Regions from separate parts of the Homo sapiens genome. Here all the other regions are linked to region 1. The links are chromatin contacts, found by Hi-C or POLR2A ChIA-PET in ENCODE. All regions are on one chromosome and are shown on one strand. Each heading gives the region's core, a stretch centred on a gene start or an enhancer-like site at or near the end of the contact. The rest is flanking DNA. Distances are from core to core; before and after follow the strand shown. Region 1 holds the start of RAB27B (RAB27B, member RAS oncogene family). Region 2 overlaps RAB27B (RAB27B, member RAS oncogene family). Region 3 has its middle 61 kb from the start of RAB27B.

Evidence for each region. Hi-C counts contacts between places; a loop is a spot of excess contacts on that map. ChIA-PET counts read pairs that join two places held with the same protein, here RNA polymerase II (POLR2A). Pooled maps may share reads with other maps.
Region 2: POLR2A ChIA-PET joins it to region 1 with 12 read pairs in MCF 10A. The contact joins the enhancer-like site here to the promoter of RAB27B in region 1. A Hi-C loop is called at or near these places in 2 of 168 maps with a recorded cell type or tissue (endothelial cell of hepatic sinusoid and mammary epithelial cell). POLR2A ChIA-PET finds 5 or more read pairs at or near these places in 4 of 52 experiments (A549, BJ, MCF 10A and 1 more).
Region 3: a loop to region 1 is called in a map of PC-3, with 4 times the contacts of the local background. The contact joins the enhancer-like site here to the promoter of RAB27B in region 1. A Hi-C loop is called at or near these places in 8 of 168 maps with a recorded cell type or tissue (Calu3, HCT116, MCF 10A and 4 more), 1 of 37 single-sample maps with no recorded cell type and 10 of 50 pooled maps. POLR2A ChIA-PET finds 5 or more read pairs at or near these places in 3 of 52 experiments (A549, MCF 10A and Panc1).

What each region holds. Positions count from the first base shown.
Region 1 is chr18:54,827,105-54,831,514 of GRCh38, forward strand. RAB27B (RAB27B, member RAS oncogene family) reads left to right here and starts at 1,373. Exons shown (of 6, transcript NM_004163.4): 1 at 1,373-1,596.
Region 2 is chr18:54,872,222-54,876,318 of GRCh38, forward strand. The region is part of intron 1 of RAB27B (RAB27B, member RAS oncogene family); the gene reads left to right. Among named protein-coding and RNA genes, the nearest start is that of RAB27B, 46 kb to the left of the region's middle. Within about 2 kb of position 1,815, at least 2 of the 41 ENCODE cell types and tissues checked have a DNase peak (open chromatin) inside an H3K27ac peak, as active enhancers do.
Region 3 is chr18:54,765,462-54,769,332 of GRCh38, forward strand. It overlaps a transcript of RAB27B not described here. Among named protein-coding and RNA genes, the nearest start is that of RAB27B, 61 kb to the right of the region's middle. Within about 2 kb of position 1,835, at least 5 of the 41 ENCODE cell types and tissues checked have a DNase peak (open chromatin) inside an H3K27ac peak, as active enhancers do; they include PC-3 and PC-9, where a contact is called at or near this core.

The DNA of each region.
Region 1 (4,410 bases), core at 123-2,622:
AATGCAAAGTAGATTTATCATAAATATAGATTCCAAGCATACATACTTTGAAAATCTACAGGCTGAGCCTCAAAGACTTTTATGCAGTAGATCCAAAATAATTTTTAGGAACTGGATCTTACTTGGGGAGAATGGAATAGATTGTTACCAAAATTATAAGTATAGCCAACACATTCATAGAACTTACTGTGCCAGGCACGTTCTACACACATTACTGATATGAAGTCAATTCTTCACAATAACACTATGAAGACATTATTATTACTCTTCTTTTCAACTTTCAAGAACATTGAAGGACATAAAATAGAACTTCTTTAATAGTTTCATAATAGAATAGACAGATTTCTATGAGACCAAAATGTTTTCTCTAATATTCCATTTTTCCACTAGTTTGCTATTGTTTGTTTTGTGTTTTGGTTTGGGCTATTCCTTTGCTCCCTTCTACAAGAAATTCTCTGGGAGCTGATAACAGCAGTGCCTCCCAGATTGTCTCTAGGGCATCGAATAAGAAACAAGTTAAGTAATTAAAATTCAAGCAGTCATTGGCATCTCGTTGTTTACTAACATGAATGCAAGACACAGGTTTGGAACTTTTAAATTTTGTTCACAGAGGAGTAAATCGGTTGTTATTATAATGTACCTAACCTTGTATTCTTACCTTTACTACCAGTCTGTAAATTAGGGATGTCTGAATGTGTCTAAAATGGAATCCCAAGATGGGCAGCCAGGATCTTTGCTTTGTGGACGAATCTAATGTGTTTAGAACACGGCATAGCACATAGTAGGTGCTTAACAAATACTGGTTCAATGCCTCCGTGTGCTCATTATCTTACTTAGTGGTAACCTATTGATCTCTGAAGTGACTTTAGGAAGTGAATTAGGGCTTTGGGAAGTGAATTTGGATGTTGCATACTGATTAATGCATTCATACGAACACATCCTAACTTTTAAAATATTAATTTCTTTCCAACGCCCTCTTTTATTTCCCGAGGCCATCCTCTGCTCCCCACTCGCAATCCCTCGCCTTCACTCCTCATAGTTAATGAGACACCCCCTCGGAGGAGAGAACGCAATGTCAGGGCCCCAGTTCTCACAGCGCCCTGGGCTCTTTGAATGAGAGACATCAAAGAAAACACAGAACAAAAATGAATAAAAATGAGCTCGCTGGTAAGGCTAGAAGCCCCACAGTGTGGAGACTTCATCCCCGAGAGGAGTGTGTTTCTCACTGCAGCAGTTGAGTCACCAGCAAGACTTGCCTGAGGTGAGCTCCGCACATCCGCGTTGGGACTTGCAGACACGCCTTCTTCTCACACAAACCTTACCCAGCCCCGCCGCCGCGGCGGACTCCGAGGGTGGTGCCACCAGCCCTGCCACTCGCAGTCCTGACGGGCAGGGGCTGCGGACCGCCCGGCCTTGGACCCATCCGGAGCCACAGGTTGGAGGAGATAAGTAGCTGTCCCCGTGCTCATCGCCCTGTGGAGCAGATCCTGTCTCCTTGCTGACGGTGGAGCCCGGGAGTTCCAGGGCTTGGGAAGGGGAAGGAAACCTCTCTGAAATCTGACACCTGCTCTCCCGGCAAGGAAACTTCGCAGGCTGGTGAGTTGGGAAGGCGGGCTGCTGCTGCTGGAACGCGTTCCCACCCACCCGGGTGCTGCAGCGCCGGCCTGCGCCGTGGGAAGTGAGGCCTCTGTGTGTGTGTGTGTGCATGTGTGAGTGCGTGTGCACCTTCGATCGCGGTTTCCAGCAGAAATCCTTGCAAAGAAGACAGTAGTGCTGTGTGCTGCACGGATGGCATGGGCCAACTCGACCTGGCTCTCCTTGAGTGTTTGCTTATCAAACAGCTGGTTACCACCAAAAAAAGCAAAAAGAAAAACAAAAAGCCTAGGCACAGCAATGCCAATTTCCTTTCATTTGCATCTCAAAAAACAATCAAAATAATGAATAAGAAAAAGCATGGATGATGATGTGCTCAGAGTTTCATTCCAGGAGGAGCGACTTAGTGAGGCAAGCCAGGAGAGCAATAAGACATTTATATGCACTTCCTTAGATGAAATAGCCACAGAGACCTTAAGAGTACTTTCTGTTTTCCAATTTTTTGCTCTGTTACTTTCGAATTCTGATCTAAGTGTTGCACCAACTAGGGTATATGTGTGCATGTGTGTTCACCCAACTGATCACAATAAATTAGCTTTCAAGACTTTCCCACCCAATGCAACATTAATTAAGCCTCTGAAAACTACTGAAGTAGGTGAACTGTAAGCAGAGACTGCATTCCTAGGAAAAAGCTGTGTTTGGTTAGAGCCTTCACACCTGTATCATGTTTTGTGAGTTTTTTATGTCAAGATGTAAAGCTAAGGGTATGTAATTCCAGTTGTTTTAAACTGCACATCATTAAATTAAGCCCAAAGTAATAACATAAATTTCAAGGTTATTAACAACAAAATTATTGTTTAATATAATACAGCTCTGAATTTTGATTTTGTTCTGTTTATAAGAAAAATGTCTACAGTTCTCAATATTTAGTTATATTCACACATATTCATTCATATATAGAATATACAGGGTTTTATGGTTATAAATTTTGAAAAGTTGAGGGAAAGGATAGACTTAAGCATTAATATAAACTCAGATATTTAAGTTTAATGAATTTTCAAGCTGCTGTAAAGTCCATATTGCAGTGATGAAGAGAGAGACATACCTGTCATGTGCCATTGCCCCTCAAATAGTTATTTTTCATAGTTTCCTAGCATAATCCTCTACCCAGATGGGGTCAGCCATCCTTGAAGGCAAGAGGTGATTCCTACCAATGACCAAAAAGGGGTAATCTTGACAGATAGTTTAATATTAATGGAGCTTTTCTGTTTCAGAATTGACTATGGCCTCTCATACAGTGTTACTGTCATTGCTTTCGAAAGGAAAACAAAACATAGCAGATAAAACTGGATGAGCCTGTTCTCATAGTTGCCAAGAAGGGATAAAGGGAATCTGTTGAATGTAAGCAAACCACAGTTCCCCTTTCTCATAGGTCATTTCTGGAACAGGCATGTTTGACCCAATAGGGAAGGTAACCCTAATATAATTGATCTTCTTGGTAGAAGATCAGTTGGTATGCCAGTTTACACTACAACTGTATGTTGGTTTCAGAATTGCTGTTCATTTATTTCACTGTTTTTCTGGAAAAATGGAAGTTATCCAAATGTCCAGGTAGTTCAGAATAGAAACCTGCTCTTTTCCCACCCTCACTCCTGCAAATTTTTGGTTAGGTTTTTGGGCTCTCAGATCAGTACGGCATGAAATATAGAACAATTACTCATATAAAACTCATCTCACAATCCAGTTTCTTCAGTTGATTCATCAAGGCAGGTTGACCAATAGTTCAGCTCTTAAGCAAGTAATTGTAATGTTGAGATGCAAGGAAATGATTTCAATAAAAACAGACAGGACAAATCAGGTGTTTCCCATGAAGAATATGTCACTTTCTAAAGATGGCTGCCAAATGGGAATGATTTTTTTTTTAAATTCATTATTAGGTATATATGGGCTTAAGTATATACTATAGAAGTAGCAAGCAGCAACATCACTATGCATAATAACATACCTATTGTAAACCCCAAATATGGAGTTGATAGTATTACTCAATTTCTTTCACACCCTTTGCAATCATTATTCATGTTCTCCAAATATTAACCTCCCATTGGCACTCCTTAAATAAGACAAACTTGTCTAGATTGCCAATAAGGAGAGTAACACTCTGTTTATCAAATGGCCAAAAAAATCTTAAATAAATTTTGTCTTTTTAACTAAACAACTGCTCAATATATTGAGATAATTAAGTTGCTTGTTCATTTGTTCAACAAATATTTGGTAAGAGTGTTATGCACTGTTCAGGGCTCTGTGTGGACAGAAGTGGACCAAAATTCCTGACCTTGTAGAGCTTATCTTTTACCAGGGAGACAAAGACCAACCTAGATAAGCAGGGTGAGTCTATGGCACAGTAGCAAGAAGTGCTCAGCAGAGAGTATAAAGCCGAGGAGGCATGCAGAAAGTGTCAGTGGCCGGTGTCAGGGAGGACTGAAATTCTAGATCAGATGCCCAGGAAAAGCCTCACTGAGATGATATTTTAATATCAATCAGAGGCAAGTAATGGAATGATCCATGTAGATATGTGGAGGAAGAGCATTCTAGATTGAAGCATTCTGGCATCTTTCAGGAACAGCAAAGAAGCCCATGAACCTGGCACAGAGGGAGTGAGATGGGGGTAGCAAGAAATGGGGGAGAGGAGATAATGGGGACAGGTCTTGGAGGACTTTGAAGGTCCTAATGAACATGTTGGCCTTTGTTTTTTATTCCAAGTAAAATGACAAAACACTATGATTTAGATATAGCCCGTTGAACATTTTTCAATAAATA
Region 2 (4,097 bases), core at 565-3,064, 46 kb after region 1:
AGTGCAGTATCTCTGTGCTTTGCCTTTTCTCATGTTGTTTGAAACTATTCCTCTGAAGATATATTCTATTTTGAGAAGGTTTTGTACTCTTGTGCAACTTAAGATAGAAAAATGAGCTCAGGGGCCAGGCACAGTGGCTCATGCCTGTAATCCCAGCACTTTGGGAGGCCGAGGCGGGCGGATCACCTGAGGTTGGGAGTTCGAGACCAGCCTGAACAAAATGGAGAAACCCCATCTCTACCAAAAATACAAAATTAGCCAGGCATGGTGGTGCATGCCTGTAATCCCAGCTACTCAGGAGGCTGAGACAGGAGAATGGCTTTAACTCGGGAGGTGGAGGTTGCGGTGAGCTGAGATGGCGCCATTGCACTCCAGCCTGGGCAAGAAGAGTGAAACTCTGCCTTAAAAAAAAAAAAAAAGAAAAAAGAAAAATGAACTCAGGAAGCTAGACCTGGAAAGCAATACAGTGAGTCTTTAATCTAAATACTTACCTCATTGATAAGAAGGGAGAATCCAAGTCCTTGCACTCGGATGGACACCACTTCCACAAATGGCTCATGAGATTAATTTCATTAATCATGACATTTGCATGGCTGCAGATAGCTTAAATAAATTTATACACTCAACAAATATGTATTGAGCTCCTTCTATATGGCAGCCACTGAGCTGAGCTCTGTGGATCCAGCAGTAGACAAAAGAGATCAAGTTTCTGTGCTAATGGAACTTACATTAAACAAAAATAGCAGGAGCTGAGAGATAGAGTGGGGAAGAGTGAATCCATGAGCAACTTCATTTGAGATATTCTAGCTATGGAAATTCTGTTTCTGCATATATCCAGGATAAAATTCCCTTTCCATATAAAATAAAAATATTCCTACTTTGTTTCTAACACAATTTGTATTTCAAATTATAATAATAATCTTGGATTTTCCTTCTCTGTATATGACTTCTCATCCAAAAACTGAGGGGCTAGACCACCTGATTACTTGAATTCCTTTTTACCTTTACGACTCTTCATTAAACAGAGCCTCATGGGTGTGATACATTTCAGTTCTTTTCCCTACTCTTTTTAGCCCCTTGCCTTCCCATGAAGGGCTTGTCTGTATCTAAAAGTCCTCCTGGTTCTTGTGGTACAGCTTGTGATACCACGATAAAGACTAAGTGAGATGCATTTCCTGAAACACTGCAGTCTTCTGGCCTTTTCTTCCCTTTTATATCCACAGAACCAAGAACCAGCAAGACCATCAGTCATTGTACAGGAATAAACAATACTGTTAAACTTGTCAGCCTTTTGATCCTTCCCACATCATTTTTTTTAGCCCAGTTCTAGGAAAATTTGCCAAGGCTTTTTTTTTATGGTGTTGTATTTGCCATGCCAACAACCAACAATAGAATATTGAGGCTATATGATTTTAGGACTCAAAAAAATCACATAATAATAAAAAGAGGAGCTGAGCCAAATCCTGTGTGTGTGTGTGTGTGTGTGTGTGTGTGTGTGTGTGTGTGTGAGTGTGTTGACAGAGACAGACATAGACAGAGTGAGAGAGAGAGGAGAGTAGTGATATAAAAAATAAGAAATAAAATTCATTTTTGAAAGGAGCTTAGAAGTGAACTGTCTCATACCTAGCTTAATATGTCAAATAGCCTATTGGAAAAATGAAGATTTTTCCACAGTGCCAAGCTTTGCATTCATTTCAGGTGGAATTTGTGTTAAATGTCAGGAAGTGTCCAGCACCCTTCACTTATAGAAAAGAGGCAATGTGGGCCACAGTGGAATTGATTTGTGTTAGCCTGGATTGTTCACTCTGGATTAGACTTTGACTGGGAGGTGGCACCAGTATTGCCCCAGGCAGGTTTATGTACAAAAGACAGAGAACAGTCTGGCTGCCAATCAGGAAAACATGATAGGTCGTGTAGTTAGCAAGTGGTAATAGTCTCATTCTACAAGTGGGAAGTAATCTCCCATGCTATGGTCCTGTATCTCCTCTCCTCATGTCTAATTCCCCTCCACGCTATAAGGTTAAATGCAAATTTTCCTTCCTCTGCAGTCTTCTTGGATCACTGCAGTCCCTGAAGACACTGTTTTGTTTGAATTGAAAACACAACCAGGATTTGACTCATTTATCAATTAATCATTCTACCTTGCAAAATTACGTTGTATTTTCTCAGATCCTTATTTCACTTTTAAGTAATTCAGACCTTGTCAGAAGCTAGACTAGAACTTCCATTTTTAAAATTTTCATCTTTGGGCCTGACACTACGTATTGAAGACATTTAACTAGATTTGCTCATGACTTAGTGTTTCTTGAGACTGTCACGCATTCATACACACACATTTGCTAAAAAAAAAAAAAAAAAGTTAGCTTTAAGCAAAATTTTAAAGTATGTAGATGTGTCTTATTGACTCCATTCTTTTCACTTTTTCTGGGAGCCACGAAATCCAATGTCTTCAATTTCACACCCCCACTGCAAAAACTGCTAAAAAAATTAAGGCTTTTGCCTAGGGAAGAATTTGGCTTTAGTTACTAATATCGTATAATAAATTTAAGCACTTTCTTTTTTCTGAAAATTAACAGTTTCATCCAATTCTACTAGTGAAATGACAAACATTATCACCCTCCAAAATAGTTTTACATGAGCAAGTTTAGGGGAAGAGGGAAAAAGGTAGAGTGATGGTGATAACAGACCTTAAGTGTGGGGGGAAATCATACTATGGCAGAAAACTTCTCTAGCTATCTATTTGGGTTGACTAAGAGCAGCAACTAAGAATAAGAGCAGCAACATATTCAATGATACAGTCCTGGTAAAATATTTTACCAGGCTGAGCGTGGTGGCTCATGTCTGTAATCCCAGCACTTTCGGAAGCTGAAATGGGTGGATTGCTTGAGCCCAGGAGTTTGAAACCAGCCTGGGCAACATAGCAAAACCCCATTTATACAAAAAATACACACAAAAATAACCAGGTGTGGAGGCGTGTGTTTGTAGTCCCAGCTACCAGGAAGGCTGAGTTGGGAGGATCACCTAAACCAGGGAAGGTCGATGCTGCAGTGAGCCCTGATCATGCCACTGCACTTTAGCCTAGATGACAGAGTGAGATCCTGTCTTCTCCAAAAACAAATTTTTTTTTGGAGAATCTGAGAAACCAGTCCATTCTTGGCAGTCACACAAAATAGACATTTTCCAATGTCTGTATTGGAATAATTGAGACATGTGTATCCTTCATGGCAATAATTGAGACATGTGTATCCTTTTATTAAGGAAGACGGGTCTTGATGGGTGCTATGGATCTCTTCCTAAGAAATGATTATGCTTTGTCTAGGTTTTTTTTTTTTTTGAGAACATCCATGGTCAGCAAAAATCCATCCAGAGAGCTCTGCTAGTGAAGAAAGTGTGTTATATGGCAGGAAAGCTTTAGAGCAAAAGTATGAATTTGCAGCTTTAAAAACATCCTACCTCAAAAAGCATTAATTCATGAAAGAAACATACATTCATAATAAAGTATAACGTAAAGCAATGCAAATATTCCAAATGATATAATGATACTGGATTATTTGATGAGTACCTCATTCTATTCTTCATTATTATTTACCCAAAGACGCAAAAGTTTTCAGTTTTGATTGGTGACTAAAGTAACAATATAAAAACAAAAAATTGTTTTAATTTTTTGTACATGTACATGTACCAATTTTTTTACACATAAAAAGTTATTAGAATTATCTAGTGATTTTAGATATGTCCTCTATTAGTCCATTTTCATACTGCTATAGAGAACTGTCCAAGACTAGGTAATTTATAACAGAAAGAGGTTTAATTGACTCACAGTTTAGCGTGGCTGGGGAGTCCTCAGGAAACTTACAATCATGGTGGAAGGTGAAGGGAAAGCTAGGCACCTTCTTCACAAGGCAGCCGGAGAGAGAGAGATAGCAAAGGGGGAAGAGCCCCTTATAAAACCATCAGATCTCATGAGAACTCACTCACTATCATGAGAACAGCATGGGGGAAACCACCCCCATGATTCAATTACCTCCACCTGGTCTCTCCCTTGACATGTGGGGATTATGGGGATTACAATTCAAGATGAGATTTGAGTGGGGACA
Region 3 (3,871 bases), core at 585-3,084, 61 kb before region 1:
ATGCATTGGTCAACCTTGTGCCAGGCACTTTGATTTCTATATGTCCTTCAGGATCTAATTTAAAATTTGCTTTGTTCCAGTTAAGCTCAAATTGAAAATCCCAATGCCTTCATTTGTACCTTATGGAGACACTGGACACTGAATTATTTACTGCCTTAGGGTTTTGCTTACTTGTTGCATGTCTTGTTTATACCTAATACAATTATAAACTCAAGAAATCTAGAGTCATTTTTAACTTCTTATATCTCCTTCTTCCTTTCCTTTCCCCATACCCACTTCAACCACACAATTAGCTGCCTACAGGAAACATTTTGTAAATTCTTTTTAGTAAAACAAAGTATTGAAGGAGGAGATATTTGCCCACACCCCATTGCTCACTGTGATAAGGCAACTTACTAATGTTTGTTTTGTGGGAGATTAGTTGTTTCAGAAACTTAGGTACACACAAGGGCTTTCACATTCAAATATGTTTGGGAAATTATGAGTTAATTAAAGTTAAACCAGTTTGTTTACAGCAGGACATTAATTTCTTCTAGAAGAAATTATAGATTTCCAAATTTATTTTGAAAACACCAACTTTTTGGCGAAGACACATTTTTAGAATGAATGGTCAACAATCACACGTCCAGAATTGCCTGAGAATTCCTGGAGTTCAGTCTTAGATTTGTAATTGTTACATGGAATAACACATGGCTTTCTTCCATCTTACCACTTCATCATCTTCATGGTAGACCCTCCAGAAATAATCAAAAGCAGGAAATAATAGAAACAAATATAAAGCAAAGTCAACAGGAAACACAGTAAATGGAGTCATTATGGATTAATGAAAGGACAGTCATGGCCCTGTAAATCGAAGCTAAAGAAGTTGTTTTGCAGTTGAGTAGAAGCAGGCAGGCATATGCAAAGAGCACCAGGTTAGGATTTGGGAGACCTGGGTTTCATTTCTGGCTTTGCCTTCGGTTGCCTTAAAATTTGAGCAGATCATTGAATGTCTCCACATCTCCTTTTTGTTTTTGTTTTTTTTTAAGTTTTTTTGTTTTTTGTTTTGGTGTGTTTTCCCATTTATTTAATGAAGAGATTAGATTAAATACGTGCTAAAATACCTCCTAGATCTAATGTTTATGTTTCTGCAATGCAGATTCTTAACATTTTAGTCGGGCTTCACCTCTGCATACCAATCTGTGAAATATGCCTAAAGACATAGGCGTAGTGTATGAAATATTAGAAATCTATGGTGAGGAACTCCTGAAAATGACTGGTTGATGTTGCATACCCCTCTGGTAGTTTATGTGCTGGTTCCCCAGAGATAATGAACTCAGGTTGTTAGTTGTGAAATGTCATTTCTGTTATTCATTCTGAAGTGAGGAAACAATGGCTGCCTAGGGAATTTTTAATGTGAGGTATGGAGCTAAGTCATCACTAATGCATTGTAATGTGACTTTTCTAATGGAGCCTTGTGGAAGATTATGACTGGTTCAGTTTTGCCTCTTCTTTAAATTGTGCCAAATGACAAGAATGCAGGCATTTGGCCAAAGCTGACCAGGAACTTTTGAGGACCATCCAATTCACTAAGTTTGTGATTGATCACAAATTTGAGTTCTAAACACATAGGGAAGAAGGTGGGGAAACTTTAGTCAATTACAGGTTTTACCACGCTGGGAACCAAAGATTTTCCTTTCTTTTATCTTGCATTTTAAACAGATTGCTTACAGGAATGAAACACCCAAATACTTTCTCCATTTGCTCTCCTAAATGTTTGCTCTAATACTCCTAAAACAGGTTTTTGCTTGGGTAAATAACATGGAAAGGCAAATAACTCCACATACAACTGTTTACCCAGTGGCTCATGCCAGTGTGTGGTGGGCAGTATTGATTTTTCTGGAGTTATACAGCTCTTCTAACTAAGATGGTTAAAGGTCATAGTATAGTTATCAGGTGAGGTAATGGTCATGAGGGTATTTAATTGCCATAGTTATTCAACTGTGTATTTTTGAGATACCACCAGTAGATGGTGATTAATTAGTGGCTCTTTTTAAAAACAAGATACAACTGAAAATAATATAGGAAAGAACTCTTTGTATCAAGGTGTTCATAAACACAATTAGAAAATCACTGCCCTTTTGTGTTTTAGATGATGATCGTGAATAATAGTATGAAGTCAATGATGTTGATTATCTTCAGTGTTTATCTTATTTAATATACACTTATTTCATTCCATGTGGTCTGTCCACAACCAGCTGAATTCAGACCTTGATTATTTTGCCTGTTTCCCACAATTCACACAAAATAAGCATAAATGCCACCCTTGGCACATGGAATGCTGCAATAATTGTATGACTGAGTTCTGCTTATTGTGTGGACTCAATGAAGTCAGCCTATCTCCAGCAAGTAATCAGATTGTAAAGGGATGTTTGTTCCATAAAGTTGCCTAGAATCATCTCAGGGAGTGCTTGTGTTGGAGGAGGTGGTGGGAAAATTAAATAATGATCAGGGATATAGTAATAAATAAGAGATAGTCCCTTCTTCCAAGAATCTCCGGCTAATAGAGACTTGGAGAGGAAAGATGGGGAAAGCAATAATTACAGTACTGTCTAGTAGGGGCCAATGCAGAGGAGAGACAAGGAAGATGTGGGGGGAGTGGATGGATACCTGGAGGAGGTAAAACTTGGGCTCGAATTTGTGGGATGAGTGGAAATTTATTAGGTAATTAAAGAGGGAATCTTTTCAGATATAACAGCAAATCAAAAAGAGGGGATTAGAGAATGAGGTGTGTTACGGGAACACAAAAATGTTCCTATGGATAAAGCACAAAGGTGTTTGTAAAATGTAGCGATATGTGGCTTGTGGCTGGAAGCAGCAATATGTGGCAATGGCTGCATGGTGAAAGGTATTGAATGGCAAACAAATTTTAATTTAAAAAAATCATTGTTTGAAGGTACCGAACAGCCATTGGTAACTTGCAACTTTTTTTCCTACTCTTTATGTATAGATACATAATTTTCATATGTACTAAAAGTGGTCATATGCAGGCTTTCCTTATTTGATTCCACCTTTGCCTCTTTATTGTCATCACTAAACTACCTTCTCAAGGTAATCAATGTCAGCAATCTAACTCTCATGTTTTTCTCAGGATTTATTATCTTTTCTCACACTGCCATGAATAAATAGCTGAGACTGGGTAATTTATCAAGGAAAGAGGTTTAATTGACTCACAGTTCTGCATTGCTGGGGAGGCCTCAGAAAACTTAAAATCATGGTGGAAGGTAAAGGAGAAGCAGGCACCTTTGTCACAGGGTACCAGGACGAAGTGAGTACAACGGGGGAAATGACAGACACTTATAAAACAGTCACATCTCATGAGAACTCACTCACTATCATGAGGACAGCATGGGGAAACTGCCCCCATGATCCAATTAACTCCACCTGGTCCTGCCCTTGACATGTAGGGATTATGGGGATTACAATTCGAGGTGAGGGTTGGGTGGGGACACAGAGCCAAACCATATCATTCCACCAGGCCACTCCCAAATCTCATGTCCTTCTCACATTCCAAAACCAATCATGCCTTCCCAAAAGTCCCCCAAAGTCTTAACTCATTGCAGCATTAACTCAAAAGTCCACAGTCCATAGTCTCATCTGAGACAAGGCAAGTCTCTTCTGTTTATGAGCCTTTATAATCAAAGCAAGTTAGTTACTTCCAAGATACAATGGAGGTACAGGCCTTGGATAAATAAACCCATTCCAAATAGGATAAATTGGCCAAAAGAAAGGAGCTACAGGCCCCATGCAAGTCAGAAATCCAATAGGGTAATCCTTAAAGTTCCAAAATAATTTCCTTTGACTCCACGTCTCACCTCTGTCTGGGGCAGTC